Linked DNA regions of Mus musculus: all the other regions are linked to region 1. The links are chromatin loops, found by intact Hi-C in ENCODE. Cell type or tissue: left cerebral cortex. All regions are shown on one strand.

What was found. Peaks named below come from ENCODE experiments on the same cell type or tissue, not always from the same donor. Only the 100,000 strongest peaks of a DNase experiment are listed, where the experiment ranks them.
Region 2: a loop joins it to region 1, with 7 times the contacts of the local background. A loop is called at or near these places in 2 of 42 quality-filtered maps.
Region 3: a loop joins it to region 1, with 2.0 times the contacts of the local background. A loop is called at or near these places in 3 of 42 quality-filtered maps.
Region 4: a loop joins it to region 1, with 9 times the contacts of the local background. A loop is called at or near these places in 3 of 42 quality-filtered maps.

The regions. Positions count from the first base shown.
Region 1 is chr4:127,597,281-127,605,280 of GRCm38, reverse strand. No RefSeq gene overlaps it. Among named protein-coding and RNA genes, the nearest start is that of Gm40255, 17 kb to the left of the region's middle. In left cerebral cortex, a CTCF peak has its summit at 3,798; DNase peaks (open chromatin) are centred at 4,183 and 5,714; H3K27ac peaks cover 1,128 bases.
Region 2 is chr4:127,514,972-127,522,971 of GRCm38, reverse strand. All of the region lies in intron 1 of LOC115486416 (a long non-coding RNA gene), which reads right to left. Among named protein-coding and RNA genes, the nearest start is that of 1700080G11Rik, 44 kb to the right of the region's middle. In left cerebral cortex, a CTCF peak has its summit at 4,803 (motif pointing left); a DNase peak (open chromatin) is centred at 5,224.
Region 3 is chr4:127,685,197-127,693,196 of GRCm38, reverse strand. No RefSeq gene overlaps it. Among named protein-coding and RNA genes, the nearest start is that of Gm40255, 70 kb to the right of the region's middle. In left cerebral cortex, no CTCF peak of the experiment used is centred here; DNase peaks (open chromatin) are centred at 3,018, 3,853, 5,146, 7,991 and 1 more place; H3K27ac peaks cover 957 bases.
Region 4 is chr4:127,703,901-127,711,900 of GRCm38, reverse strand. No RefSeq gene overlaps it. Among named protein-coding and RNA genes, the nearest start is that of Gm40255, 89 kb to the right of the region's middle. In left cerebral cortex, a CTCF peak has its summit at 930; DNase peaks (open chromatin) are centred at 941 and 3,531; H3K27ac peaks cover 2,391 bases.

The sequences.
Region 1 (8,000 bases):
GTATTCTTTTTTAAAAAAAAGCTCGTATTATAAAGAAAGAGAAAACTCTTAAATCAACAATCTAAATTTCTATTTTAAAGGAGTAGAAAAAAGAAAAAAATAAAATAAAATGCCAAACCAAATTAACTAGAAACCAGGGAAAAAGAAGAGAAAAAATCAATGGAACTTACATCTTTCTCTTTGAAAAAAAGAATCAGTACAGTTGACAAATTCTGTTAAAAATGAGAGAGGAGAGGGGGTGAGAGCCTGTGTGGCAGGTGCCAGAGCGGATGTGGGTATTCCAATGGGTTCTGGGGACATCAGAAGCTACAGTTAAGACTATTGTGACTGCCAGAGTGCCAGTAGGTCAACAACCCAGATGTAATGAGCAAGACCCTGGAGAGACACAAACTTCTAAGCAGAAAATGAGCCTTAAAACAGCCCTGTGTCTATTGAGGGATCTGAATTTGTAGTTAAAATCCAGAATGCAAAGAGAGTTCTAAGCCCAGACGGCCTCATGGGTAAGTTTTCCTGAGCATCTAGTGAAGGAACAATAAATAACAGTCCTGCACCAAGACACTCAGCAAACAGACGACAGAACAGTGCTCCCTCATTTATTCGATGTGGGCGGCATCACCCTAACACCACGATCTGACAAAGAGGGCTTCAGGAAACTTCAGGATATCTTTCACAGTTAATAAATGTGAAAGGCCTTAATAGCGTACTAGTAAATCTAATAAGTGATATATAAAAGGATAATGTACCATGATCTGGTTGGCTTGACTCCAAATCGGCTTAGTGGTCAGTCAGTGCAATCTACTCTGTCAACAAGAATTCAGCAGAAAGACTTCCGGGTCATGGAATCAGTGCAAAAAAAAAAAGCGTGACAAAAGTTGATCTCCATTCCTGACTGAAAGACATCAGCTGATGAAGAATCAAAAAGAACTTAAGGCCGAGAAAATGTCTCAGCTCACTAGCCACACAAGCATGAGGAGCGGAGTCTGAACACCTAACTTCCAGGTAAAAGCCAGGCATGGCGGCGTGCGTCTGTAATCCAGCACTGGGGGAGGTCGAGAAAGGTGGATTCCTGGAACTCATTAGCCTGACAACCCAGTTGACTAGGTAACATTCAGGTTCAACAAGAGGCTCTGCTCAAATACTGAAGTGGGGTGCAACCAAGGAAAGATGCCCAGCATCAACCTCTGACCTCCACATGCGTGTGCATACATGTACACACCTTGATACACATGCACACAACCATGCAAACACATACACAGAGAGAGAGAGACAGAGACAGAGACAGAGACAGAGACAGAGACAGAGACAGAGACAGAGACAGAGTTGGGGGAGAGAGAGAGAGAATTTCTATAGCCAGGCAGGTGGGGAAAGAATATACTTGTAATCTCAGCACTCCAGAGTCAGAAGCAGGCTGATCATGAGTTCAAAGCCAGCCTGTCCTACATAGCAAGACCCTGTCTCAAAACACCATGGGATGGAGGATACAGCTAAGTGTTACAGTCCTAGGCTCCATCCCCAGCACTGTAAGAGATTTTTCCTGCTAAGAAATGTATATCTTTATATAAAATTATAGATCTTTTATATATTAACATTACACTTAATATCGAAACATCAAACACTTTGCCTCTTAGGGCAGAGACAAGGCCAGGAGAGCCCTGCTCATGATTTCCAGGGAGCCTTACTCTGGAGACTGTAGCAGGGTGAATAAGGCCAAAGAAATGGTGCAGGAGAGCACGGCTGAGCTGCAGGGACATTATGCTAAGTCAGAGAAACCTGGCAGGGAGAGTACACATCATAAGATGTCTGTATGAATGCTAAATACAAAACTCCAGGGGGAGAACGCAGGCCGGTGTCCTGTGGTAGGAACGGGAAACACTGAAATGTTCTCTGTCTTGGTGACAGAGATGGTTCTGTGACAGCACACATTTGTCAACGATCCCGCGACATCTGGAATGAGTTATATTTTATCGCTTGTAAATCATATCTCAATAAAGCTGATTAGCAGTTTGGGGAACACGTCCTCCCCGTATCGTATTTCCTGATAGGGAGTAGACAGATCTGACTCACTCTTGCACCAGGGAGAGGCTCTGAGACTTGAGGGTGACGAAGCCATCCAAGTATCCCCGGGCTGCTACCACTGCACACACCAGGTTCTTCATTGCATCCGGAGGTCTGCACACTAGCCCACTTGTTCACTCCAGGCATACCCAGGTTAGAATGTCACCCATTCTCCAGTGCAAGTCACCCTGTGGAGGCTGGCTGCTCGGCCTCTAGCATCTCACAGCTGTGTCCAGACATTTTCTTAAAGACACCTGAGCCTGTCCCTGACTACCTGAGCCTGTCCCTGACCCTTCCTGAACCACACCCTCACTCCCAAGCCAGTCATGGAGGCCAGGGGCACACAGTGTCATCATTGGTAGGCAGACTGAAGACAGAGCACCAACAGTTACCAATGGGGAAGCAAGGAATGGGTCCCCGGGGAAGAGCCATGATGAGGTGGGGGAGAGATGGAGAGGGTGGCTCTGGGAAGCAGGTGTAACAGATGCTCCCATCAGGGTGAGGGTGATGGGTGGACGTCTGCCCTGCTGGCACTGAGTGGGTGACAGGTGTTGACGGCTAGCCTCTGCACAGATCCTAAGTGATGGCCACAGTGTACCCTCCTCTTCCACCAGCACAGAAGAGACCCTCTACTGCAATTCCACCCTAAACTCCCAGCACGATGTTTTTGTCTCCGTGTGTTTATCTTCAAATGGAGTCAAAACTACCATAGCTAAAGAGAGGTTATCAATGGAAAAAATGTATCAGTGACCTCCAGGCTTTGAGGCTTGGTTGTGTCTAAGGAGAACAGGAGAAAGTGTGATGGTGTGGTATGTCCTAAACTGTGATCCTTACTCCTAGATCACATTTGATGCCATCTTAGTCGTGCATCCACATTCTGATCCTGCTCTTAGTGCAGCTGTGTGATCTTGGGAAGTTGTTTAACCTCTCTGAGGCTCAAATTTATCACCTATAAGATGCCAACCATACTACTTCCCAGGGTCATAAGGACAAATTGTGTACGTGAAAGGATGACCAGCTGTGCTCAAGGGCATCACTGTCCTTTCCCCTTCCATCTGACTGGACACTTTTGACCCCATCCTAGCCTCAATTTCAGTTTCCAACACTGCATTAGATGTAGGGAAAGAAGAAAGCCCTCACTTAGGAAGTACGGGACTGTGTGAAGCCTGCTTATGACATTCTATAAGGGTTTATCACAGAACAAAGTTATGTGGATCTAAACAGAGGTGTTGGGGTGAGGGGCGGGACCACACCTCGACCACTGATGGCCAAGTCTCAGGGAACTGAAATCCCCATGTTGTCTTGTTTTCTGAGAGGCACCAGCTGCGATGGAATGGCCTTTGTGGAGCCTGTGTGCGTAGAGGCAATCCAAGTCACAAGGCCCCCAGGGAGCCCTGCCAGCCTCACTCTGGCTCGGCAGAGGGTCTAAATCAGCTGTGCTGCCACAGGCCTGGGAGCTAAGGAGCTTGTGGTCCATCTGTCTGGATCTTTTGCTGAATGGCCTGGTTGTCTGGGCATCATCTGAATCGTACCTGGGAGGTTCAGTCATAAAACACCAACAGGCTCTGCAGTCAGGAGCTGGAGATGTGACCAGAAACCTGCTTGACTGGTGTGTGGAGCACAATGTAGCAGCGGGTGCAGCATCAAACTCTCCATCCCATCATTTGCTCCCTCAAGGAGATCCAGCAGAGACACTCACGGCCACACAAACTCTCTCATTTTCAAACTGGTGAGCTCGTGCCCTAGTGGCACACATTGCCACCTGCATCCCCCAAAACATGGCCCCCACACATCCCCGAAGGCATCACGTTCACAGGCTCATGGTCACCCACAGACCCTGGCACACACATGCGTGACCACATGTCCAGACACATTGCTTCAAACAGAGACAAGCTCCCAGATCACACACACACACACCCCTCACATGCATGACTGCACACAGCGGAAACGCGGCACTCAGAGGCTGAGGGCTCTTCTGTACCTACCCCAGCTTTCCTATCTTTGCTGGCTTGTTTTCGCTAGGAATCTCGCTTCAAATGGGTCCCCACTGAGCATGTTATCTGAGGGTTCCCAGCCATATGCTTGCTACAAAAATTCTGCCTATGTGTCAGAATCTGGCAGGAATGAAACCCAGCCTACACATGTGTATACATCGCAGACACCAGCCAGAATTGAGTTCTCTCGGCAGGAGCGATAGGAGCCTTAGAGAGAGCTCTGGAGACTGGCCAGCAAGGACATCTGTCTGGGCATGGCTTCCAGACAGCTCTCCTTAGTGTTCCCTCTAGGGTCCAACCTGCCTCAAGGACCAGCACCTTAACAGAATTGGGCATCCTTTTATATCATGCAAGACGCGCTCAATGGGGACTTTGAGGACCCATGCTTAGCCTCTTAGGCACCGGAGCTGAGGATCCTCCAGGTCCCAGTCACAGAGGTGAAAATTACAAATGAACACAGTAAGTTCTGGCCATGCAAGACTGGGGGCCTGGGCTTGATCCTCAGAACCCACTGCATACAAAACCAAACAAAATAGGGACTAGGTATAGTAGCTACACTTATGATCCCAGTGCTGGAGAGGCGGAGACAAGGAGAGCCAGGGTTTGCTGGCTGGCCAGCTTAGCCCAACTGGGGAGCTCCAGGCCAAGGGAAGGCCATCTCAAAAGAGGTAGATGGTGTTCCTTGAAGATGATACCCAAGGTCACCTGACTTCCACACATATGCATATACACACATAGCAGAGAGACAGAGACAGAGACACACAAAGAGAAAGAGTGAGAGGGAAGGAGGGTGTAGAGAGAGATCCTGGGTGCTAGAGTCTGTGCATCTGGGTTCCAGGCCTCTTCTCCCCTACTCACAGTGGACCTGGGACAATCACTCAACTCTGAGTTTTCTCCACCCTAAGATGGGAGGGCTCAACACCTACCTGCAAGGTGGTTTATGGATTAGAGAGAAATATATTGTCCTTGATATTCCACCACATGATTCAAAGAGTATCTGGCTCATAGCAAGAACTTCTCCCCTGAAGGGAAGAACTGGTGGCTATCTTAGCAGCTCTCACACCCTCAGGAGCAAGGCAGCCTTCCCAACTTCCTTTTTCTGTGCCAGCCTCTCTTCTGGATGTATGTGTGCATGTTTGTGTGCATGTGTGAGCATGTGCATTGTGTAACCATGCATGTATGGGTATGCGTGTGTGTACATGTGTGTACCTGTGTGTATGGGGGGTGGGGAGTGCGTGTGCATGAATTTGTGTATGCCTGTGTATAGGTTGTGCAAGTGTGTGTGTGTGTGTGTGTGTGTGTGTGTGTGTGTGTGTGTTTGTGTGTGCAGTCGTAGTAGTGCAGTAGGGATTGTAATGGAGTCTACTGGCCACATGTCAGCCACCTTCTAAGCACTATCTTCCCTCTTGCTGCTGCTGCTGATTATGATGGTCTTCTGGGCTGTATCGCCTAAGATGGTTATTGCCTTTAACTCCACAGAGCCACATCAGCTGCCACAGACTTTTATTCCTGCAAATAAAACTGTGCGCTCCAACCCAAGGAAACTGCTGGCTAAAGAGGCAGAACTTATAAACAGGCATTTTAAATGTGGGGGGTCGGTGTCAACACTCCTCGGGGTACTGCTTCCCACATCCTCTCTGCACTTGGCCACACTATATACAACACTCCCCCAACATGCCACCTCCCAAGCTCAGAAGGGTCCAGGTAGGAGGGTGGGAAGGGTGACATTAGAAATGTGTCATTGAAGTAATTTGTCATGCCTAACTCCCCAGGACACACAGACTTAGGTTAACTTCCTCTGGAACCACAAAACTATAAAAATAAGCCAAAGCCCCCGTGTGCTCTGTGGCTATTGTGATTTTGAGTGTTTTCTGGGCATATAGACATTTTCAACTAATTTCCTATGTATTGGCGTCAGTGGGGAGCCTGGACCCTTCAGAAAGCAGGCTGGCTGCTCTGGCAGCCAGAGGCAGAAGGAACAGCTGTCGATGAGCAGCAGAGAGACTTCTTACAGGCAGGGACATAGATCCACCACCACAGAAGGGCTTGTCTTCAACCCTCATGTGGGACCCTCCTCCTCCCGCCTTGAGGTGATGGGGACAGGAGAGGGCACTATCCAGACACTGACCCACCGCAGGCTGTGCCTGGACCCTAGAGCTGTTGAGAGGGGTTAAACAAGGGCCCTGCCCCAGAGGAGTGGGTGACAGCAGGAGAGACATGGAGAGGAAGATAAAGTCTGGAACAGAAATGGGAGGCTCAAGCTTGGGAAGACCCAACAGAGCAGGGAGGGAGAGAAGAGGGAGGGGAGGAAGAGGGACGGAGAGAGGAGGGATGCAAGGAGGAGGGAAGAAGGGAGGGAAGAAAGCAGGAAGGGAGGGCAGGAGGGAGGAAGGGAGAGTTAAGTCAGCTAGAGATCTTGGCACAGCTCCCAGAAGAGGAAATGGTCACCGCACCACCACTCCTGACCCGGATACACAGCTCTTCTTTCCCATCCACCTACAGGCTGGATGTGTCTGCCTGGGCTCTTTTCTTCTTGTCTTTTAATTACTGTGTTGTCCCCAGACAACTATTCTTTTATTTATTTATTTATTTATTTATTTATTTATTTATTTATTTATACACTCAAGCTCTAATGTGCCACATACTGACCTTGAACCTATCATGTAGCCAAAGGCAGCCTTGAACCTCTGATCCTCCCTGCCTCCAGTGTGCTAATTTCCACAAGCAAAACTAGGACCTTGTATGTGCATGTGTACATGCACGTGTCGATGTCAAAGGACAATTTGGAGACACCAGTTCTCTCCTTCTAGTATGTGGGGTAACATCTGAGTCACCAAGCCATCTCACTGACCCCCAATAAGCTCTCTACACCAAGAACAATTTTATTATTTTCTGTGTATTTTCTCTGTCCAACACACTGTCTGGTACACAGCAGGTAATCGAACAGAGCATAGCATTCGGGAGGGGTGCTTATGTCTGCGTCTTTGCTGAGTGCACGGAGAGGTTGATGGGAGACTGTGTAGGGAGGAGAGCAGAGACTGACAAAGACTGTGGTGATGACGAAAGGGTGTTGGGCTCCATCCCACAACCGTGTGCCAGAGCCTCCGACAGCTTTAGAATGATCTCCATGAGACATGAAACCAAGCTCTAGATTCCTTCATTTCGTTAGATTGATTTATTTGTTTTCTGTGTGGGAGTGTTTCGCCTGCACACATATATCTGCACCATATGGTTCCTAATATCCAAGGAAGTCAGAAATGAGCATCAGATCCCCCCGGAACTGGAATTATAGAGAGTTGTGAGCCGCCACGTGGGTGCTGGGAATCAAGCCTGGGTTTTCTGCAAAGGCAATGTGTGTTCATAATCCCTGAGCTATCTCTCCAGCTCCCATAACCTAGGTTCATAAATCCAAAGAGCCAGTGTTTGTGCAATGGTGCAGCGAGCCAAGATCTGCCCCCTGTTCTCCACTCACGTCAATACATCACTCTCCTCTATCTCAGGATCCTTTACTTTTGTAATGAACCACCTTGTTGATTGGCCCCAAATGTCACTTTTTATTTCTCTCCTGTCTCTGCGCCCTACCCCCTACCCCAACTTCCCTCATCTAGTCTGTGAAGAGATCTCTGGCTTATGACATGTCCATACAAGCACTTCCTCCATCTCTGCCAGTCTCCCAAGTCCATGCTGCCTTCTCCCCTCCTGGTCTTACAGCTGTGGCTTTACCACATCTGTGTCTCACTGTCTAACTCTCATCAAGGCCAGCATGGTCTCATTAAAAGTTACCCTGAGGATCTCACCTCCTCACTCAGATCCCCTTCCAGCATCTCTGACGTGGCCTGAAGCCATCACTAACCTACTCACTAACCACTGCTCCATTCTGCTCTCTAGCTGCCCTCCCCCCAGGGCCTTTGCACCAACAGTTTCCCTACCTAGAATGTTTCTCTTCCTTTC
Region 2 (8,000 bases), 82 kb after region 1:
TAAGCCAAGTAAACTTGACCCAAAACAAGCACCACACGTTCTCTCTCACGTACGGAATCTCAAAGAGGGGAGATGGGAAAACAGGGGGAGACATTGTCAGGGAAGATCGTGGGGGTCGGAGGGAGGAGGGTGAGACAATAAAGGGGTACAGTTGGGGATATGGTCAAGGTATGTTGCATGAACATATGAAAATATCACAATGAAATATACTGTTTTGTACAGCTAATACACTTGGATACAAAGGTGGGGAGATTCAAAACAAAGCAAGCATCTTATTGTTCTAATTACTTGTGCAGTGGTGTGGAAATGGCCCACTGACTGCTATTCATGCCCACCTCCGTCTACGGGACGTTTCTGCACTGCAGAAGCCAAGGAGAAAGTCTTTTACCTCTGCATTCCCCACTCGCTCTTGAAGACAGAGTGCTTCAATCCTAGGAAAGAAACGGGGTTCTCCAATCGATCAATCTAGACCTTGCAGGTGAGAGCACAGCTGAACCTGTCCCTGTGCTGAGCAGCAGAGGAAAGAGACAGCAACAGGCTCTGCTCTGGATTTCAGTGTCTGGGAGCATGGCTAGAGGGTGTGCATGATTGACCTCAAGTAACCTTAGAGTCAACTGCTCAAATTGTGTCAAAGGTTGTGTCTCTCCTGATAGGGCATACTCACTGTGCCAAAGGTTGTGTTTCTCCTGGTAGGGCATACCCACTGATACTTCTATCAGACCAGCAGGATGTCCCTGCCCCAACCCTTCCAACAACTTTGCAAACATCTACTTCCTTGTAATAAATAAATCTCTTTCTTTTAAAAAAAAAAAAAACAAAAAAACTATCCAGGGTCTCTGTTGCTAGGATGGAACTCTGGCTGGTACATGAAAGTCCCTTCTAATCATAATTTAACTCACTTGGCATGGCCACAAAGAGCCGGTGCTCTGGTCAAAGGACATGAGTGGCCATTCACCTCTCCATGAAGTCCACCATTGTTCATTGGACCCTTAGGAAGTTTGCTGGTCCTCACTCATTGGCCTTTGCTTCTGAATCTCAGTGATGCCTAGGCACCTCCCAAAGCTAGACCAGAGCCTGGGTGTGAATGACATCCTCAGGAGACTGCCACCTTACAAAACCTTGAATGAAAAAGGTCACCTGACCTCCTGTGCTGTCACCTCAACTTCACCCACACTTTTATGCCCTCCAATAACCAACCATGCTCCTGTGAGACCAGCTTCCTCAGGCTCCAGTGCTCTCCAGGTAGAGCTGGAGAGCCTCATCATATTCACCATCCAGTCCTCCTCCGCTGCACCCCGCCAGATCCCCTCCTGGGTGGGACAGCACAGAACGGTGATGATCCAGTATGTTCTCACTGGGGAACCTGTCATTATGGGCACAGGGGAAAAATTCCTGAACAGAACAGCAATGGCTTGTGCTGTAAGATCGAGAATCGACAAATGGGACCTAATGAAACTCCAAAGTTTCTGCAAGGCAAAAGACACCGTCAATAAGACAAAAAGACCACCAACAGATTGGGAAAGGATCTTTACCTATCCTAAATCAGATAGGGGACTAATATCCAACATATATAAAGAACTCAAGAAGGTGGACTTCAGAAAATCAAATAACCCCATTAAAAAATGGGGCTCAGAACTGAACAAAGAATTCTCACCTGAGGAATACCGAATGGCAGAGAAGCACTTGAAAAAATGTTCAACATCCTTAATCATCAGGGAAATGCAAATCAAAACAACCCTGAGATTCCACCTCACACCAGTCAGAATGGCTAAGATCAAAAATTCAGGTGACAGCAGATGCTGGCGAGGATGTGGAGAAAGAGGAACACTCCTCCATTGTTGGTGGGAGTGCAGGCTTGTACAACCACTCTGGAAATCAGTCTGGCGGTTCCTCAGAAAACTGGACATAGTACTACCGGAGGATCCAGCAATACCTCTCCTGGGCATATATCCAGAAGATGCCCCAACAGGTAAGAAGGACACATGCTCCACTATGTTCATAGCAGCCTTATTTATAATAGCCAGAAGCTGGAAAGAACCTAGATGCCCCTCAACAGAGGAATGGATACAGAAAATGTGGTACATCTACACAATGGAGTACTACTCAGCTATTAAAAAGAATGAATTTATGAAATTCCTAGCCAAATGGATGGACCTGGAGGGCATCATCCTGAGTGAGGTAACACATTCACAAAGAAACTCACACAATATGTATTCACTGATAAGTGGATATTAGCCCCAAACCTAGGATACCCAAGATATAAGATATAATTTGCTAAACACATGAAACTCAAGGAGAATGAAGACTGAAGTGTGGACACTATGCCCCTCCTTAGATTTGGGAACAAAACACCCATGGAAGGAGTTACAGAGACGGAGTTTGGAGCTGAGATGAAAGGATGGACCATGTAGAGACTGCCATAGCCAGGGATCCACCCCATACTCAGCATCCAAACGCTGACACCATTGCATACACTAGCAAGATTTTATTGAAAGGACGCAGATGTAGCTGTCTCTTGTGAGACTATGCCGGGGCCCAGCAAACACAGAAGTGGATGCTCACAGTCAGCTAATGGATGGATCATAGGGCTCCCAATGGAGGAGCTAGAGAAAGTAGCCAAGGAGCTAAAGGGATCTGCAACCCTATAGGTGGAACAACATTATGAGCTAACCAGTACCCCGGAGCTCTTGACTCTAGCTGCATATATATCAAAAGATGGCCTAGTCGGCCATCACTGGAAAGAGAGGCCCATTGGACAGGCAAACTTTATATGCCCCAGTACAGGGGAATACCAGGGCCAAAAAGGGGGAGTGGGTGGGCAGGGGAGTGGGGGTGGGTGGATATGGGGGACTTTTGGTATAGCATTGGAAATGTAAATGAGTTAAATACCTAATAAAAAATGGAAAAAAAAAAAAAAAAAGAAAGGCTGTTCTGAAGCAAGGCATGTGGAAAATGCATGCCTGTAATCTCAGCACTTGGGAGGATGGTACAGGATCATAGTAAGTTCGTTCCAGGTTAGCCAGAGCTAAGCTGCAAAGCTAAACCCTATGTCCAAAAGAAAAAGGGAAGCAAACAAAATACAAACAAACAAAACCCCCAACACAAGCTGTGCCTTTCCACCGCAGCGGGAAGCACGCATCAAAGCCTTGTGCCCCATGACTTTCTCTCAGCCGTTCCTTTGCAGTCTGATCTACTGAGGCTCTTATGCTTTCTTTTATGTATGCAGTGTAGGAATAGAAGTGGATGTGGGGTGTGTAGATGTCAGGGCATGAGGGTGCTCACTTGACTCTACACAGGTGCTGGGGATCGAACCCGGATCCCCAGGCTTGTGTAGCGAACAGTTTGCCTTCTCCCCGTTCCTCCCTTTCCTCTGTACTAGGCGCTTTAGTTTACTCTGCCAGCTTTGTAGAGGCTCTCAAGCATCAAGAAGGATTAGACGCTGTGGCCCATCTACCCTTTGTGTGCACTACACACACTGCAAAATCAAACACATGTGCAGACAAGATAGAAGGACCAACTGTCAACCTTACTGGTCCCAGAGCACGCTGCAGTAAAGATCTTTACCCATTTCCATTCTCCTCCCTCCCCAAACCATCACAAACAATGAGCATAGCTCATTCTGCTTGCAAAAGGCAACAAGTCACTTTGATTTTTGTTTTTTTATCTTCCGTTTTTGAGAGAGTCTCACTGGGTAACCCTGACGAGCCTGGAACCTCCCTCTGCCTCCCATGTGCTGGAGGTAAAGGCACGACTTGTCACTACGAAGTGTAATGAATGGATATCTGCCAAGTGTGTTTATTACCACTTTAACTTTTAACATACTCTCTGTACTTCCAAACCTCTTGAAAGACTAGATGCATGAAACGAAGACCTCAGCTCACCTACCATACACACAGTGGTGTTGAATAAGCCACACAGAAGCAGCAATTGTTATACCTAAAAGTATCTCCTAATGGAAGCATTGTGGTCTAGAACCCTTCATTTCTTCTAATCTATTCCTTCCTGCATTACCTGTAACAAAGGCACGCATCACTTAGACCTGATGCCGCAATTTCATTTCCACAAAGCCCAGACGATCTTTCCATGCATTTCCACGCGGCACACAAAATGTTCGTTTCCTAAGTCCACTTTGACCTACAGTAACAACCTCTCTAATACCTAAGAACTAGATAGTATAAAACAAGGGCTTGTTAATGCAGTCTGTATACAAGATACACAATACAACCCAGTTCAGTGATGTGCACTTACCTAGAAGGTAATGGATAAGCTGGCATTTCCCAGCATGAATTAACACAATACTTTCTGCAGTTTCTTCCCGGCCACCTCCCCCAGTCCACTGAACAAGCACAGGCAGTACGGTTCTCAGAGGTGCTCCAAAAATTCCTATTCCAAACACAGCATTTCCCAAGTTTTTAAAAGCTATTTAAACAAAAGTAATCTACACTTTTAAATGTACCAAGCACTCCTGACTAGCAAAAAGGACTAGACGCTTCACAAAAGGACTTGTCTGTTATGTGTACTGCATATGGAAATAAAATTGTATGTATTGTAATGGTTGCATATTTTAAATATGACCAGTTAGGTCCAAGCCATTTTTTCTTTCCTGTCTTTTAACAAATGGAGAACAGGCATATGTAAGACTTAAAAAGAATCAAATAAGAGCTGAAAAAATGGCTTAGTGGTTAAGGGCCCTCACTCTCTTGCAGAGGCCCTAGGTTTGGTTTCCAGAACCCACCTGGTAGCTCACAACCATCTGTAGCTCCCATTCTAGGGGGGAATCTAATGCCCCCTTCTGGCCTCTGCAGGAACTGCATGCACATCATGTCCACATACATGCAGGCAAAACACTCATACACATAAAATAGAAATAAGTTTTTAATAATGTTCTAAAAGGGGAGATAAATTCACATCTGAACTCACTTACAGAAGACAAGCTTCCTACACCTTCAACACCAAGTGTACTCAATGTGCTAACGTAATCAGTGCTCTGTCACGAACTGGCAACCTCTTTACCATCTACAGACTAGATGCTGCAAACCCTGGATTCTTTTTTTTTTTTTTTTTCATTTTACACAACATAAACATGGCAAAACAAAATTCACAAAATGTGCAGGAAAAAAAATGGCCCCCAAAAAGGCCCAAGAACAAACATACGAGTGAGTCACCTTTTACAACTGCTTCCTCCCACCTCCTCCAGAGCCCTGAACACGTGCAGATAGCACCATATGGCTCTCAGGGGCGGTTTCCCCATTCCATTTCCTACAGGCAGAATTGCATGTGAATTTTAGCAAAAAGGCATTTACAAAGTGATCTTTTACTGCGTCTACATTTAACATCCTCGAAGTGTGTCTTAACACCTAGACAGACTGGGGAGGCAAGTCAGGTATTCAACCTGTCGCTGTGTACACAGCAGTCTCCAATTAACTGCACACGTGTAGCCATAGCTATGACTTGCAAGTGTCTTTGAAACATACGCATCCTGGCCTCAGACCTTTCCCTTCCCCACCAACCCAGTGGGCTAGAGTGCTCAGAATTTTCAGAAGACAATACAAATGTGGGAATACTAATAGGCAAAATACAGTTAGATCTATGCATTCCCTACCTCTGCTTTGGAAACACATTGGCAATCTCTTTAGCATCTAGATCTAGAGAGACCAGCTGCTGCCCAATAGGACTCCTGTGCCCTACAGATATCCTAAGTGCACAGCAAAGGGAAGAAAAATGGAACCCTGTTTCTTCCACCTTGCTCTGGATACTGAAAACCAGCACAAGAGAAGACTTGACCCTCCCCCAACCCCAAATAACATCGCCTGTGAGCTTTACCAGAATACAATTACAAAATGTATTACAAAATGTATGTACAAAATAACCGGTGGGTTACTGATAAAATATATCAGGTGTTTTAGAATATGTAGGAAGACTGGATATGTCAACAGTAGCAAACCACACAGCATCATCAACTACCCACACAATAACTGGAACCTCTCACAAGACAGCAGGTCGACTACACTCTCCTCCCCGTAGGTCCCATCCGGCAGGAGGCCTCCATCTCTTCCTTCTCAATGCCTCTGCTTTACATCCTCTAGCCCACTGAACAAATGTGGACAAGTGCCACTCTTGGGGTGACTTCCAGAGTTCCAGAATCAATTTGAAAGTCACTTCTAGAAGGGACTTGTGTGACTCCTTTACTGTGCAGTGTAAGGTCATTTTCATGTGAGTATATAATGTGCTTTGGGCGATGTATTTCCCAACTTTTATGATTTTTTTAATAAATGGGCATCTGGAAGACCCTGGGTTCTCCTCTACTTTTTCATAGGTTAGTGCCTAAAATGTCCAGACAGAGGTTATGAGTTTGTGTTGAAAAAAAGTTTGAGGGAATGGCCGAGAAGAGCCTTTATACACAGGCTATCTACCCAGTAAGTCTTGGCATCATGGGCATTTCCAACTAACCATGTTACCATGGGTCACACTGCTTCCTTTAATCCTGGGACACAGACCCATAGCCTGATGAATGCTAATGTTCCACCCACTAATGTCCTAGACTCTGTTCATCTTTCAAAACTGGAGACCTCTGGTACTGTCTGCATAGGGTTTCATCCCAAGTCCCAGATCTATGTGACTCCCAGACCTAAAGCAGTGTGAGAGCTTCCCTGCAGATAGCTGGTTTCTTGAGGCTCTGGGGGACCCTATGAGTCTCCACAGCCCTGTCTGGAAGCCATTCTTCTCACCCTGCCCTATTCATATGTTCCCTGTGACCGGGCCCCATGAGTCCTCCACTGGCTGCACCTGTCAGGTCTTTACTGTGAGGTGAGGAAGGGTTTGTCCCGCTTTGAAACCTGTCCCCAAGATCCTCCAGCTTTTGATATTAGGCGAGGGGCTATGAAAGGCCCCAGGGAACAGGACTCTTCCTGTTCTCACCTTGTTCTAAGCAGATGTTTTGAAGGTAGAATCTGTGCTACTATTTCATTTCCCCTCTCCCTGCTCTGGACCATGCAAAGTAAATGTTTAGGGATTATTTGTTCAAAAGATGGATAGATGCATGCATGCATGGGTGAATGACAAATGCATGCATTAATGGATGGATGGATAGATGATAGATGCATGCATGGATGGATGATAGATGCATACATGGATGGGTGGATGCATGGATGGATGCATGCATGGAAGGGTAGACAGACAGGTGGATGAGTGGATGGATGGTTGGATAATAGATGTATGCATGGATGGGCGATAGATGAACAGATGGATGGATGGGCGGATGGACAGATGGACGGATGGGATGATGAATCTTCTGATTCTGGACCTTTTTTCCTAGCCATTGTCTCTTGGCATTCTTGTGGTGCCAACTATTAAGAGCTACCATCCACCTTGGCCTCTCCCATCTTGCTTTGTGTATTCTTTTGTCTCTATGTGACACATCCATCTTCAATCACCACGTATGCCTCTCCTTTCCCACAGGAGCCCCTTGCCTCCTTGCTGTTTCTCCCTGTTAGGTATCTTCACAGATCCGAGTACTTCCTCGTGTACTGAGCTTGTCACTCCTGCAGAACAATTTCTCATGCATCTTTCTTCCCCACTGTCTTGTAAGCTACTAGGAAGCAGTGGTCCACAGCTACTGTAAATATATGTTGATTGAAATGATATACTTCTTTTTAAAATTTTTTAAATATATTTCTTATATTTTTTGTTAGGTTTTCTAATACTAAGAAGTGAGCTCAGGGTTTTGTCATTCTAGGCCATTATGTTAACAAGAAAGCTAAAATCCAGCCCCCATTTGAGTGAATAGGTTCATTTCCTTATGATATACAAACTGAGTCTGGACTTTGCTCCTCAACTGGGCTGTATAGCCACAGAACACAGAAGGTAATTCCAGTCTACATGTCTGCCTCTCTGGAGATGGTACGCATTGTCTTTGACTTGCCAAGGATTTGTGGTGTTTAGCTCAGGTCTCAGAGTGTGTGTGTGTGTGTGTGTGTGTGTGTGTGTGTGTTTCTATTTGT
Region 3 (8,000 bases), 88 kb before region 1:
GCAGAGATGCTACAGCTCAGAACAGAGCTTACTACAGCTGTCCAACAGCGTGGTCCCAAGAGTGAGCTGTCATTGTCTGAAGGGTTTTTTTAAATTAAAAAACAAGAAAAGGGGATGATACAGCAGCAGCAGCAGCAGCTAGGAGCCACCAATCAGCACACTGCAGGCTGCTTGCCTTCGTGTTTTTGAGGAACCAGGATGTCTTTAGCTGTGGCTGTCAAGGGGTTCCTTAGTCCTGCATACCTGTTGCTCTCTATGTAAACCCAAATCTCAGGGGCTGGACAGATGGCTCAGCAGTTCTGAGCACACGTGTGTGTGTGTGTGTGTGTGTGTGTGTGTGTGTGTGTGTGTGTGTGTGTTGCTCTTGCAGAGGAGGACATAGTTTCTGTTCCCAGCATCCACACGGTGGTTAATGTATTGTGATTCCAGTTCTACAGGGTCTAATGCCCCCTTCTGGCCTATGTGTGGACTGCATACACATGGTGCACAGACATATGCAGACAAAATACTCACATACACACACACACACACACACACACACACACACACACACACACACAAACAAATAAAACTTTAAATCTAAACTTCATGTCAGAACCACAAAGATGGACTTAGGGATCACCAGACTTCCTTGTTCTTCTTTTCAGTGTGGCCTCATTGACTAACCCCTCTTTTCCTGATATTCACTATTGCTATGCCTGCTTAGTCAGTCGGCCTGCTGAAGAAGGGAAGGGTGGCTGAGTCTGGCTTGTTAGTGCTGGGAAGACCATGATGCTCTGACCCTAACAACTCCAGTTACAGGATTATAGCACAAACAGGAACAGTGCAGGTCACATTAGAAGATGCCTGGAACACCCAAGGGGAGCGAAGGCTTACTCTTCCTAGCTCTGTTACTCACTAGAATTTTGTAAAATACAAAATAGCAAGGCCGTCTGTCAGGCACACGGCTTATCAAGTGCCCACAAAAGGCAGCACGCGGTGTCAAGTGTCCACAGCAAATAAGCACATGTAGACCAGCCTAATCTCTTTGTGCCACAGTGGCCCAGAGAGCCATGACCAGGATGTGGATGAGGGCTACAGAAAGCACGGGGAGTCCCCTGAGCAGCTCTTTCCTCACGGTGAATGCCAGAGGAAGACAGAGGTTCCTACCTGAGCCTCCAGAGAACATCAAAACCGAGCGAGCGTTCAAAGCTGAGAACAAAGAAAGACTGGCTTCTGAAACATAAATAGGGTGTTGGAGGAGGGAGAGCCATCCCTCTCCAGGACCCAAGGCAGCTGTGAATATAGGGCCAGGCTCTAAGTGTGAGATGGAGACTAGAACCATGAGAACAAGAGTCTAACAGTCAAAGGTCCTACCTAAGCTTCCAGACCTCTTGGCGATGCCCCATGGCTGTGTTTGTGTGACTTCCTCCCAGTTCTTGTCATCTGGTGGCCACACCAGAGGGAGGTCACCTGGGACTTACTGGCGTGTGTACAAGCTAAGCACCCCACCCCAAAGATCACAACCCAATTTCAGATCAATCTCTTAGCAGATCTCCTGGGCGAGAGGGATGAAGCGCTGCCATCGAGCGAGTGGTTGTCATATTGAGTCGAGTTTGATCACACTGGTAAAGGGATTTGTATTTCAGCACCAGAAAACGGACACCTCCAGAATTAGCAAGCAAGAGGGTGACTGGAGGGAAGGCAACCAACGCAGTCTGTCGAGTTACAACCAGAAAGGAGCTGGGATGAATCCTCTCTGCCTTGAGGACACGACAGGAGGTAAACAGGGCAGACACTGGAACCACTGAGCCCAACAGAGTCCTGGAGGCTCCTTGGGGGTCACATTTGTATAGGCATGAGGAAGGGCAGACATGTGTGTCCCCTCCTGCCCACCACCTTCTTTTGAACTCAGAGGATTGACTGCCTCCTAGCCATATTCACACAGACTTGAGCCTATCCCCACTCCATCTTAGTCTAGAAGATGACCCCACAGCAGATGAATTCATGCCCTCATGACTATCTTCCCAGGGCTCTGTGTGCTTAAAGTGAAGAGCCCTGCCTCCTGCTGGAGATGTAATAATTACCCTGTGTGAAGCTTGACACAGTCATAAAGGATTCCCATCAGCCCGTGTCCCTTTCCTATATCCAAGAAAATATCTTTATCCTAGACACACTGTAGGTATGCCAAAATTACTACCAAGACCCCAAATGGAGGCTGCACACCCCAATCAGGCTCACAGTACCAGTGCCCAGGAAAGAATAACATAGGTCAGCATGTGAGCGTATATCAAGCCAGGCCTGAGAAGATGCAGCTGGTCGGACTCACCCCAGGAACTGGGTGGTCAGACTGGACATGAGTATGTTAGGTGCAGGTTCCTGGACTTCCCCTCAAAAGAAGTGTATGGAGGGGCAGGAACTGCCAAGGTGTTCTGGTCCTAGAGAGGTGACTCATAGGTGCTCAGCCAAGCTCTCATGGTTCTAGCATGTTCCATTTCCCGGGTGTTTGCTGACACAGCTGTGTCTGACATAGCGAGTCTCCATCCCTTGCGAGTGGATCAATTGATGTTTTTATCCCATAATCCTTTCATGTGCTCTTCCTATGCTGTTTGTTGTGTAGCACGAAGATGGAAATCTATTTACTAATCTGCTCAATTTTCACTCAATGCTGAAATCACCCTGGAGGAGCCAGTGTGACTGGGGATGGTGTGAGTCCCCCCGAGTTGCACGGCAAGGTCCCAACTGAGGCTGGTGTAAAGGAACTTTAGCACAATGGGCTCTGAAGTGGAGGAGGGACAATTTCTCCAAAGACGGCGTGGCTCACATTTTCCCTATCTCACTGCTTCCATTGTGGGGCTTGTGCATGAACAATGAGGGTAATTGCCCAAGTCTCCGTCTAGGTAAGGAGGGGGCATCCTGCTGGGTCCCCCTTAGGGACCAGCTTCTTATCTTGGCAGGGCCACCATCAGTAGACAATGATAAATCCATGAGCAGCTGAACTTGTCTGCACCCACTAGCTGTGTGGGTGTCAGAGCCCGTCAGAACACACTGCCTGCCACCGGTATGTGTGAGACACTGGGTTCACACATTGACAGCTGGAGACAACCCACCAGGAGGCTGCAATGGGTCTCTACTCAGGGGGTTCAGGGCCTCCATGCCAGCCTATATGGCCCCCATGCCCATTCTGACTGTGTCCAGACAGTGACTTGACATTTGCTCGTCTTATACCAGGAGCATACATGAGCTGGACCGAAAAGAATGATCCCCTTTCTTGTAGCCTCCTCCTCCTCCCTAAATTGGCTATTGACTTCTGCTCTCGACATCCACCTCCCATGTACTTGCTTCCTGCTCGTTTTGGGACACTGGCTCTCTGGCTCCACAGCTGTCCATAAGAAGCCGTCCCCATTCCAGTCTCTTGGGAAACCCAATGGCTGTGGCTGCTTTCTCTATTTCTCAGTGGAAACCAGGCAGCTTTTCTTCAAAGAAATGATGCCTGGGGTGGCTCCTGGGTGTCCCCACATAGCACCAGCTGTTCCTGGCATGAAAACAATAAAATCCACCATGTTGGATCACACTGCCATCCACACTGATATCTGGGAGTGTTTCCTGGAGGACACTCCCACCTATGCTGCTGTTTACTGGTGAAGGGTCCTGGGCTTTTGTCCACTGAGACATCAGGATGTCACTGTGTGTTAGAGTTGGCAGAGATAAGGAGGTGCCGAACTCCACCCCTCCGAGCTTTTCTTTCTCTGTGCTTCCCAGACTTCTGTTGGCCTGAGAGAATTGGGAGGAGCTGCCTGGCACCAAAGTGCCATTGCAGTTGGCGCCGAGACCCAATCCACAGGTGTGTGTGTAGAGCCATCCATATATAGCACTTTCAGCTTTCCCGTGTATAAACACCCTTGATTCCAATCGCAGATCACATCCACATGAGATAAAACGGGCTTGCTAAATTGGGTTCCCCGCACCATCCTGATGTGTGCCCTGGCATATAAAATCAATTGCTTAAAGGCAAATCAATGAGCCAAATGAAGTCTGCAGTCGAATTAGGCTCATGGCCCATACTTCTTTTTTTTTTTTTCCAGATTTCAATTCAACTAACATTTATTGAGCAACTATATAGGCCAGGCAATGAGCTCTGTGCTTTCCCTACAGGCTAGTTTGTGAACAGTCAGAAAGCTCCTTGAGGCTATTATGACCAGGGTAAAGAAGAAGAAGTAAAGGGGTGGCTTCAAGGTCACTTGGCTGTCGGCAGCAGAGCTATGGTTGGAGCAGAGACTTCCCACTGGTGTGTTAGCTCTACCAGACAAGTTTAAGAGATGAAGCCCAGGCTGCCCATCAGGGCCCGCAGCTTCTGCTGGCATAACAGCTGAAGAGTGAAAACCGAACAAAGCAAGCCAAGCTGGCAAGCCATACTCCCTAGAGAACAAAGAGGTCAAGATAGCAGAGCAGGGCACTAAAACCAAGCTCTGATTGGTAGCAACTTCCTTGGTTAAGGGTTCTCACAAGAGCATAAAGGGTCTCCCCAGAACTGCTGGGGCTGAAACTGTGAACCTCTGAGAAATCCAGGTTACTCGATAGAAGCTATATGAGAGCAGCGGATGTATCGGCATCGGCCATGACCCTGCTGCAGCTTCAGAACAGTGGGTTATACATTATAGGTGCTTAATAAACATATGTAATAAATAAGTGTATGCTCCAAGCTGCTTACCTTTCTTCTCCCTGTGGTGCACAGGTACACTCTACAGCTGTTTGAAATGTCCCCAGGGCCAGCAAGACTGGCCCAATGTTTCTCAGAATGTGTGTGTGTGTGTGTGTGTGTGTGTGTGTGTGTGTGTGTGTGCTGAGCGTGTGCACCTGTGCATGTGCGTGTGCGTGGCACAACCACTTGTGCGTATGTTCACAGGAGCTCGTGTGCATCTAGGGGTGAGAGGCCAACCTCCTAGAAGGTTCTCTCTTCAGCGCTCAAGTTTTACCAGTTCGGCTAGGCTGGCTAACCTGTGAGCCCTGAGTATCCTCCTGTCCTGGCTCGGCTGTGTTGGATTCCAAGTGCATACTGCTGTAGTTGGCTTTCTATCTATGCGGTAGGGATCTTGTGAGGACTCCCATGCTCTCCTGGCAAGCACTTTCCCTACTAAGTCATCCCCACATCCCCCTGTGGGATGTTTCCAGTGGCAGTGAGAACAGCCACTCGCCTACAGCAGCCCTGTCTTCTCCCTAGCCGCCACTCCTCATGTGCAACTGCAGAAGCCCAGAGCCCCTTTGCCTTCCCAACCAGTTCAAAAACAGGATGACTTGCAAGTTTTCTGCAAGCAAAGGCATCTCCTTAAATATTGATATCATTTCATGAAAGAAATAACATTTCAACGGCAAGAAGCGGTGGGGGGGGGGGTGCTGTCAGAAGCAAGAGCACCCTTCCCTAAGAAGAAACAGCAGAAAAAAATTAACATATTCTCAAAAAAAAGAGGCTGGGCTTTAGATTTTTTTAAATGCAGAAAAAAATTACAGTGTAGAATCTTACATGGTAATACTTTTCTTGATGCAAATGTGTCACCTTGAGGATCTGCATTAGAAGCAAGTGACAATGATAAGGCATGACTGGGGTGGGGTGACATAGCTGGGGAAAAAGCCACTCTCTATGCAAGCCTTGTGGTCTGAGGTCAGTCCCTGGAACCCATGTTGGAAAGAGAGAGTAGAATCCCAAAAGTGTAACTTGTCTTCTGACTTCTACATACATGGACCTATTTCCCTTCCCCTCCCCCTCCCCCTCTCCCTCCCCCTCCCCCCTCTCCCCACCCCCTCTCTCCCTCTCCCTCTCCCCCTCCCCCTCTCCCTCCCCCTCCCCCTCTCCCTCCCCCTCCCCCTTCCCTCCCTCTCTCCCTATTCCCCCTCTCCCCCCTCCCTCTCCCCCTTCCCCCCCTCTCTTTCTCTCTCTGGCAAAAAAGTTTATAACCAATTAAAAACATTTTATGAGCACTTTCTGATACATTCAACAATCCCCCAACATATTCTCTGATGCTCCAGCCCTGGGAGATGAAATGTAAGCCCCCAAATGCAGAAGGCTCCTGCCTTCTCCCTGATGAAGGAATATGGCCTAAGGGTTGTAGGCAGAGGCTCTTCCAGTTCACACCCCGAGTGATGCACGCTGAAGCTGGCATCATCCAGCCCATAATGGTGAGGAAGATGTCGGAGGATGCTGCCGCTGCCCAACCTAATGGGAGACCCCAGAGGTACTTGGCATCCATCCACCAGCAAATCCGCAAATGGCGCTTCTGCATTTTCCCATGAAGATTAACAGTAAAGGGGGCTGGAGAGATGGCTCAGGAGTTAAGAGTACTTGTGACTCTTGCAAAGGACCCGTGCTGGGTTCCCAGAACGTGCACAAAGGCTCACAACTGTAGTCAACTCCAGATCGAGTAGCTCTCACACCCTCTCTTTTTGGACAGACCCCTGTGGGCCCCCTGCACACACTTGATGCACACGACACTGAGGCACACATACCTACACACAAAGTAAAAATCAATAAATATTTTTAAAAGGTTGATGGAAGGGGACAACGAAGGCTGTGTGTACAGCCACCCTTCATGGTGAGTGAGCACTGACACTCAGTGAAGCTGTGCCTCAGTTCCCCTGTGTCTTGGCCACCCAGGACATTACAAAACTATACTGTGGGTTTTCCCTGCTCAAAATGGGGAAAGAATAGAAAGCAGCCAGAATCACCCCCCCCCCCCCACACACACACACACATAAATGTATTGAGTGCCTACTGTGTGCTTTAAAATCCCTATCTACCAACCAAGTAAGGAACCTGACTGTGTTTCCCCAGGTGCTTGAACAAGAAATTCATCCAAGATCCTGTCCCTCAAAACATCAAATTATCCGGACGTAGTACTCGGGGAAGTCAAAGCTGATATTTATGAACTAAAGGCTGATCTGGTCTCTAGGAAAGGTACCACAATGGGGCTATTGATCTGTTGAAAAGAGAAGTTACGTTTTAAAAAGAAAGATACCAATTTCACATGTATCCTCCAGCTAGATGCCAGGCCCTTGGGATAGCTCACAGCAATTCTAGTTGGAGAGAGAGAGGGGAGAAGAGAGAAAAATCTTGAAAAGGGGGTTTTTCATATAGATATACAAGGAAGTAAATGCAATCGATTGAAATTTCTAACAGAGAAACATTTGTTTTGTTGTGTTAAAAATGCCCTGAACTCCTTCCTTATTCCTGATTTCTAGGGCTTGGGGTGTTTTCTTTCCCATAAACTAATAGCTATAGAGAAGAAAATGAAAGTAAGGAGAAAAATAAATACCGTTGCTGATCAAAGGCTCTGAACTATGGGAGGATGGCAAAAGGGGCAGTCCCATGAGCTCTGAGGCCGGGTTCTAATCCTTACTCCATCCCAGGTGCTGGGTGCAGAGGCTGGGGTCTTCTTGGAGAGAATGTTCTGAGACAAATAGTGTCTTCACTCAAACTCAAGCCTGAGTCTCAGTAACTGAAATCCTCCATCAAACACACACCACGGCTTCATGCTTCAGACCACAGCAGAAATAGGCAGCTGGGCTGGATAGTTCAACGTCAATGTGGCACAAGCCTCTACCAGACTGGCTTGTGGGAAAAATGTGTGCTCACATTTTCTTAATTGATGATATGGGAAAGCCCAGCTCACTGAGGATATTGTGAGGATGTGATCCTGAGGTATGTTAAGAAATCAGGCTGAGCAAGCCAAGAAAAACAAGCTAGTAAATAGCATCTCCCGTGGCCTCTGATCAGCTCCTGGCTCCAGGTTCCTGCCCTTTTTAAAAGTTCCTGTGCTGACCTCCTTCAGAGATAGACTATAATGTGGAAGCATAAGAGAAACAAACCCTCTTCTCCAGGGTGTTTTACCGCAATAGTATACACCCCCAGATAGTGTCACATGAAGCAGCAGTAAGTGAGGTTAATTTATGGAACACTATTTATAAAGAATTGTGGGGTGCAGAATAAGTCAAAGGATGTGGGAAGACACTAAAGGGAGGAGGGTGAG
Region 4 (8,000 bases), 110 kb before region 1:
GGGGACATTTTAATTACTGAGTGGAGACTGCATTTGTGGTTTAAAGTGACCAGAACTCCTTTTTTATTACCTAAAAGCCAGGAGAAAATTATGGGACCTGCCCAAGACAGAGATTTCATCCCCAGGCAAGGGAAAATGCTCTGCACTGTATAAATTTTAAAGGGAGAAAGAGAGGCAAATGAAATCTGTGCTTCGGGTGATAGTCACTCAAGAGGCAGTTTTGTGTCCTTTAATGAAGCTCACAGAAGGGGGTCCAACCAGGCTCACGTGAGGGGTCTTAGAGGAACTTCCTCCCACATGGGGAGTCTGAGTTGCAGCAGAGTCTGTGGAGCTCCTCACATCACAATAGACATTTAAGAAGGAACAGGTTCAGGGGGCAACCTCCAGGGTCAACCCCAAGATCAGGAAAGAGTGTGTATGTGGGGGGTGGGTAAGGACACAGCAGGCAGCAGCAATCCTAGACAAATGTCATGCAGCTGAGCAGGGTGCACTAGCAGAAGCAATTTAAAGGCCACTCTGAACCTGCCTAGGAAGCCATAATTTCCCGTCTCCCCCGAGGGCCTCATCTCTATACCAGGTTAATGCAGTTATTATTTACCATCTGCCCTGATTTTCTTGCCTTCTGCCCTGTAGCACTTGTGACCCAGGAAACAAGGTTACAAAACTGCTTCTGTAGCCAGGAGCTGGAGAACACTGGACCAGGACCCTCATTGCATCTTGTTCTAAGTAAAACGGTCACCAACAGGCACTCAACCCCCTTCTCTCCTCCATGAGGACCCTCAAGGTCCTGCTATGATGCTCCCACACAGATCTTCCTCTTCATCTTTTAACCTTGGCCAGTAACAGGGCAGAAAGCCCACTAAACAAGGGGGATGAGCCCGCTCACAGATGAAGCAATGCAGGGGCCTCTGGAGCCTGCCCCTTCTGGCAAGCGTATGCTAATTGCATTCTGGCTTCTTGCAAATTACAGCTATTCCTTAGGTTTTAAAAAAAAATGACATTTCATGTTGATTGCTGGGCTTATTTTTCTCCCACATTGGGAAAAAGGCGGGGCTGGTGATGCTGCAGTTTGGCACTGACATCATAGGGGGAGTGAGGTACTGCTGCCAGGGTTCGAGGACTTTGGAGACTATTGTGTTTTTTGGTTTTTGGGTTTTTTTGTTTGTTTGTTTGTTTTTTTAATTTCATCTCAAACAATTAGATGAATCTAATTTCCCAATTCACACAGAACCTCCTTGTGGTTTTGAAAAATTTCTAACCGTTATAACTTCCTAGGTTCCTCTGGCTAGACGAACTACCCTGGGGAGTTTGTTCAGCTGCCAATTCGTGCAGCTCAAGACGGCCAGTTGTAGTTGTGATTGTGTGGGGCCCTCATCTCATCTGAGGTCCTGAGGCCTTAAAGCAGAAGTCCCATCATATATACTACACTGCCTTCAGGTCCCATGCGCTCAAGTTATGGCCCAGGGAGCATGTCAGTATGTGAGAGATCTAGCCTTAAACTCTTCCAGTGCTGTCCTTAGCTGTGTTTTGCTTTCTCTGCTCCTCTCCCATGACGTCACTTCTTCGGGGCTCATGCACTATGTTCTTGTGTCTTATAAAGCTCTCTGTTTGATTTTCAAGTCTGATCAATAGCGGTAGATTTTTTTTTTTTTGATGTAAACAAAAGTCCTTGGGGGTCCTCAGGAATTTCAAGACACCCAGGCATTTGCTTGCAGCCCTTTAAACCAGGCTTTCTTTCAAAGTCCTGCCCTCTGTTGTGACATGCACCATCTCACTCAGTCCCTGAGAATAAGCCCTCCTCCAGTTAGGCCTGAGCTGCACACTGTGTGCAGCCAGCCACCCTGCCTTCCATCGCCTCCTGTGAACCACTCTTTTCCTGGCTCAGTCTGAAGCGCTCTTAAATTTGGCAAAACAGCTGGATGGGATTACGTCATTCAGGGGCAAGGAGTCATCACCTTAAGATCACCCCTAAGTCCTGCTGGCACCCAGTTTAGAGAAGTGGGTGTGTTTGTTCTGGCCCATGTTACAGGAGTCAAAGGAGAGAGTCTGGAGTTAGACGACAAGGCAACTCCAATCCAGCGGCCTGTACTCTTTGGTTAGAGCATCCTGGCCGTGGAGCTTCTAGATAGTTCTTTTTAAAATGTGACCCCTCCCTCTCTCCATGCCTTTGTCCCCCATCTCATCTAGTTTCATCCCATCCCCCCTCTTCTTTTCTTTCTTCTCTCTCTCTCCTCTGCTGTCTTTGTCCTTCCTTCCTTTTCTCCCTCCAAGCTTTAAAGATGCTCCTAGATGGATCTCTGTCATTATTCCCCTGGAAAGAGCGGTGGGTGGATTTCAATAAATGTAAATAATAATTTAAAAAACTGGACCTGTGACCCTTGGCCAGAAACAAGTGGTGGCCCTGTCAGTACTGCTGCAGTCCCTGGGACTCTGGGAGGACTGTGACACTGACATGGCTTTCTGTCTCTAACTCTCAAGGAAAACAAAATGCTCTCCAGTCTTCTCTGTCCCCATAACTTTCCCAACTGGTCCAATATTGCCTGTCCCTCAGAAGGGCTTTCCCACAATGCTGTAGGCCTTTTCACACTTCAATCCATCCCTTTAAATTAGGATCTGAGGCAAAGAGAGCAAGTGCCATTCAGGTGACTTTCCAGCCACTGTGAAGGCAGAGGCACAACACAAGCTAAAGCCAGAAGAGGAAACGTCAGACTGCACCAGAAGCCACAGCTCACTGTGGGCTCGGTCACCACTCGTGTTCCAACCCATATCCCATGGTTCCTTTCAGGGCTGAGGACTGGCAGTGGCTGATACAGGAGAGCAGGGGTAAGGGACTAGTCAGGCTGCTAACTGGGGTGCTGATCTGCAGCTCAGATCACAAGTCACACACATCTGAACAACAGCGACCCCTCTTACAGGTGTTGAGTGTATGGCGACAGATGTGGGAATAAGGATGAAATAGAAGAAGAAATAGCTACACTGTTTCAGCAAACACTGAAGAGAGTTCTGTCCCGTACAGTCATGGTTAAGGACTTCAGCTGTGGAGTTAGATGGACCCAGGTTTCCAAACTAGCCCAGGTATTTACCAACACATCAGACTCAGCTTTAAGATATGCACATCACAAAGGATAACAGTGTCTACGTGGAGAGTTTATAAGGCTTGTGTAAGTTAATAAATTCCAAGTCCCTAGAAGAGTGATTGTAATATAGAGGGCAGCAGACAAGGCAGTTGCTGTCAGTAGTGGATCAGAGAGGAACTGAAGCAACCCAGGCATGGTGACTGAAGTAGGGTAGGAAGGAGGGAATTGTACTTCTGTGCTCCTCTGAGCCCCCAGGGGCTCATTCCTCAGATGCAACAGACCGCAGGTCCCCCTCATCCCACTCACCCAAGAGGATGTGGCTCCAAATACACTTCTCAGGCAGAAATGCAGATGCCTGGTGAGTATTTGGGGATAGTGGTTGGAGGTGAGAGGTGGGTGGTAGGTAGCTGAGCCAGGCAGCAAGTGGCTGAGTCTGTGTTTGGGCATCTGTCATCACTGGTCATCTTAGGATGGAAGCACACACCAGGCCCAGGGACTCAAGGGCAGCCTTCGCCAAACAGAGAACATTCCAGTTAGATGTGAGAAGATAAGTGGGCGTTTTGTGAGATTCTGTAGGGAACCAGTCACATAAATGTCATTTCTACCACACTGCTTGAAATAGCTCACATAACTTTCTAGAACACTGCTTCATGCATTTAAAAGTTGAGTTTCATTATTGTGTTGCTAGAATCTAGCCTGCTAAGAAAACCACAGACGAGTGAACAGTGAGATGTGCTGGACACAGTCCCATTGGTGAGGATACCTGGAGGCTGGCTCTATAAACTTCCCCCCAGACTCTATCAAAAATGAACCCCCAGACACCCATCTGGTTACAGTTGACACATAACTGCTAGCTCATTTAACCCTCAAAAACACCCTCTGAAGTGTGTATAAGTATCCCCATGTTACACACAAGGCAATGATGGTCTTCAATGTATCTGCCTAAAGAATATAAAAACCCTGCTCCGGGCCTCTGGATAGAGTTGTAAAGAATGAGACACACCTCTTCAGCCAGGCTACTCTCAACCTTCAAGGCTGAGATGCAGCAAGTGAAGTTTAGTGCTACCGTGGACATATACAAAGGGATGCAAAAGGCTCTACTTGGGGGTGGGGGGCATCTTAAGATCTCAGAATTTCTTCTACCTGGAAGACAGACCAAGATCCCTAAAGATGGTCATGTGTTGCTTAACCAGGTTGCCACCTGATTGCTTAGTCAAGCCACGGTCCGTGGCTGTTCGGGTACTCAATTGGTGTGATTTAAGTTTAGGATCAGTTGACTGATAAGAAGCAAATTACCCAAGAATCCGGCTATGCCATGGCGCTGTGACTGGTTGAAAGGCCTTAGGGACAGAGCTGAGACTTCTCTGAGAAGAGCAAGAGCCCATTTATGAGCAATAGCTTCACAGAGCTGAGAGCTCTGGCCTAGCCTTCCCGACTGTTCAGGCTGAGGGCTTTGGTCATGCCTTGCCAACCACACCATTATGTCAGCCAGTCCCTGCCAGGAAATCTACTCCTGTTTCTGCTTTCCCTGGCAAATGCTGATGGGTGCACCCTTGTTCCTGGCATCAACTCTGACTTGAAACCTTTTAATATTCCCACTGGGCCCTTGTTCTGAGCCCTCTCCCTTTCATCTTGCTAGAGGGTCTGATGTTGGTCATTCTCAGTCCCAGACTTCCTGGCCATGATTATGGGTAAAAGTCTAGGGGCCATTAGAGAAAACAGAAACCCTGCAGTTTGCTGGAACTCAAGAATCATGTCTTATGCTGGTGATTACAGGGCTGGCTGTTTCCCCTTCCTCCCTGCCTGGATTCTAGAAAAGAGACATGCCTTGCCTTATGGTGAACCAAAATCAGCTTTAATGGGGCTTTCTAGTTATGTCAACGGCACAGAAAATGCTACCATTTGGATAGAAAATGTCCTCTATGGGCTCTTGCGTTTGAACACGTGTGTTCTCTGGCTGTTGGCACTATTTTGGGAGATTGTAGAATCTTTGAAACCAAAAGCATGACTTGTGGAGGGGAGTCAAGGTCCAGGCATTGGGTTGTAAACTAGCCCTGCTTCCAATCCATCCTCTGCTTCCTGATCCATAGGCACAGTGTGAACAAGCCTCCACCCCAAGCTCGGTCAAAAGCCAGCAGCATGCCTTCCCCACTATGGTGGACTGAAATTTCTGAGACTATGAGCCAAAATAAATCCCACCTTAAGCTGCTTTCTTTTTTTCAGTTTTAGTCCCCCCTTAGCAACAGCAATGACAATAAAACTAATATAATACAAGTGGCTTGGACCTGAGGTCAAAGTGAAATGTCTGACTCAGAGTCCTGTGAATTGAAGGCAAACAGGCTCATAATAGCAACACATAGCGTTCAGTTTCCGGCTCCACTTTGTCCTAGAATGGCGAGTAGATTTTCTTAAGGAAAAGTACTACAGTGGTGACATAATGGCCAGGACAAAGAAGAGAAGAGCCTGGGTCTCTGAGGCAGGCGGTATCCACGTGATAGATTCTAGAGTGAGAGAGAGGCTGGCACAGGTGTGCATCCCTGCTCCACTAGAATGTGCCCAGTGCATGTCAAGGTCATGGATAAGATGGTGCAGTCCCCAAAGGCAGCACGCACAGGGCTTGTACGGAAGATGGAAGCTAAGCATGTTTATTCTGATGCTTATCCACCAGGAGTAGAGCAGAGGTCCACTCTTATCTGTGCAAACAGGAGAGATGTGGATTGAGGCTGTCCCTAGACCTGGACACTGTGTGACAACACCTCTGCTGCTGCTCATTACTCCAACATGGTGCCTGCCTTAGGGTTTCTGTTGCTGGGATGAAACCCCATGACCAAAAGAAACATAGAGAGGAGGAAAGGGTTGTTTCACTCCCATATCCCAGGTCACAGTCCACTGATGGAGGCAAAGGCAGGAATTCAAGGCAAGAACCTGGAGGCAGGAACTGAGGAGGCAGAGGCCATGGAGGAGTGCTGCTTACTGGCTTACTCAGTCTGCTGTCTGTTACACCCAAGGAGCACCTGCCCAAGGGTGGCACTGCCCATACCAATGGCCTGGGCCCTCTTACATCAATCATTAATCAAGAAGATGCCCTATAGACTTGCACTACAGACAAATGAAAGCATTTTCTCAACTACAGTTCCTTCTTCTCAGATAGCTCTTGTTGTGTCAAGGTCACAGAAAAACAAACAAATAAACAAACAAACAAACCACACTAAGATGGCGTCCATGACTTAACTTGACAATGGCATTTGGGGCTGTTCCCTTCCCTACTCAGCTTCTTCCTTTTATGTTGATTAGGGAATTATCTAGAGATCTGCCTGTGAGAAGTCAGGCACACAACTCTTCAGAGACTTGTGCCCTCAGAAACCAGTCTTGTCTTGGTCTCTCTCGGTTCTACAGGGACCTGTGGAGTACAGTTGTAATAGGGGCCCTGGAAAAGACCTGACATACTCAGGAGCTCCCGAGCTCTAGGCTTCTGTGACACTGTTCATCTATGTCATCTTCAAAGCCCAGTAGAAAACAAGATTTTACTCACCCTAGGAGTTCCAAACCACACCCCAATTTCAACAGCAGGTCTTTAAAATCTTTCAAATAAAAGCGAGCAGCGGGTATCTTGGAGTTATAAAAAAAAGCATCATCAGGGGAAATGAAGACAATGGAGTCTGAGGCCAGCTGACTGAAGGCCTCTGCTTAGGAAGCTGAGTGAGTGCCCAATATAGCTCTCCCCGAACCCTCCTGGGTATTTCCCTTTTAAGCCTGCCTAGCACTGTGGTGCTCAAAGCTGCCTATTGCTTTGCACATTGCTGGAAGACAGTCTCCAAGTTGCCAAGCAAGGCTCGAGAGAAGAGACCACCCCAGCCTCTCTACCACCCAGCACCCTGGGCTCCAACTCTGCCGATGTCCCCAGGGTTTCCATGTAGCCTCAGCGTCTGGAAGATCTTTTTCCTTCTCTGTCTCATTGCCCACATCTTCTGCAAATGGCACCCCAAGTTTCTCCTTCTTGGGAACATTCTTTGTCACTCCTAAGTGTGTTCTCCAGATTTTCTGTTTTCTCCACGGGTCGGGGGCACAGTGGGATTGGTTTCCAGGGTTGTTGACTTAGAGACCATGCAATTAGTTCTGATGTATGACTTGTGAGTCATGTGTAGCAGTCCTGGGCCAGGTCGTCTGCCAGCTCCTGTGAGGCCCTCTAGAATCATCTTTCCCTCTGGCATGGAAACCAGCAATAGTCCAGATGGCAGCTGCTCTTTTACCTGATCCCAGTGTAATTTGTTACCACCACAGACATCCCTAGTCCATACTGCTTGGTATGGACTTTCTGACCAAAATGGCTGTGCTTGCCTTCTCTGGACTCATGTCACTCTTGGCTTTTGTCCCATCGTGCATGGAGTATGTGTATGTCTATCTGTACGTCCAAACTTCAGCCTGATCATGGAGCTTTGAATCTGAATATTCAGCTTGGGGTCAGCTTCAGTGTAGTAGCAGACATCAACACACAACCCTTGTGCTATTACCTGCCGGGGTTTTCTCCTCCTCCCTGCTGCGAGGTGTGGAAATGACCTAGACAGCTTCCCGTTCCTCTGGCCTGCTTTCCCTTGCTGCTCAGGTTCCCAGAATTGATCTCACTTCTCCCGTTTTCAGTTCAATGAGGGGGTCAAGGAGTCAAACTTGTTCTGGTTCATATCTTCTCATTACCTCTAAAAATCCCAAGAGTCTGACTCCTGCCTGGACAGTCATTTTAGGTGAGAGGCAGAACTACTTGGACCACCAGGAACCGTACATCAGGATTAGTAGGCACCGGAGGCTCCTGGAGTAGCACAGACTTCCTACGCATCCTTTCAGAAAGGGATGGAGGAATAGGAGTTCTGGAGCCCTGTTCCTCTAACACTTAATGTCCTAGCCTCATGAAGTATACACACACACACA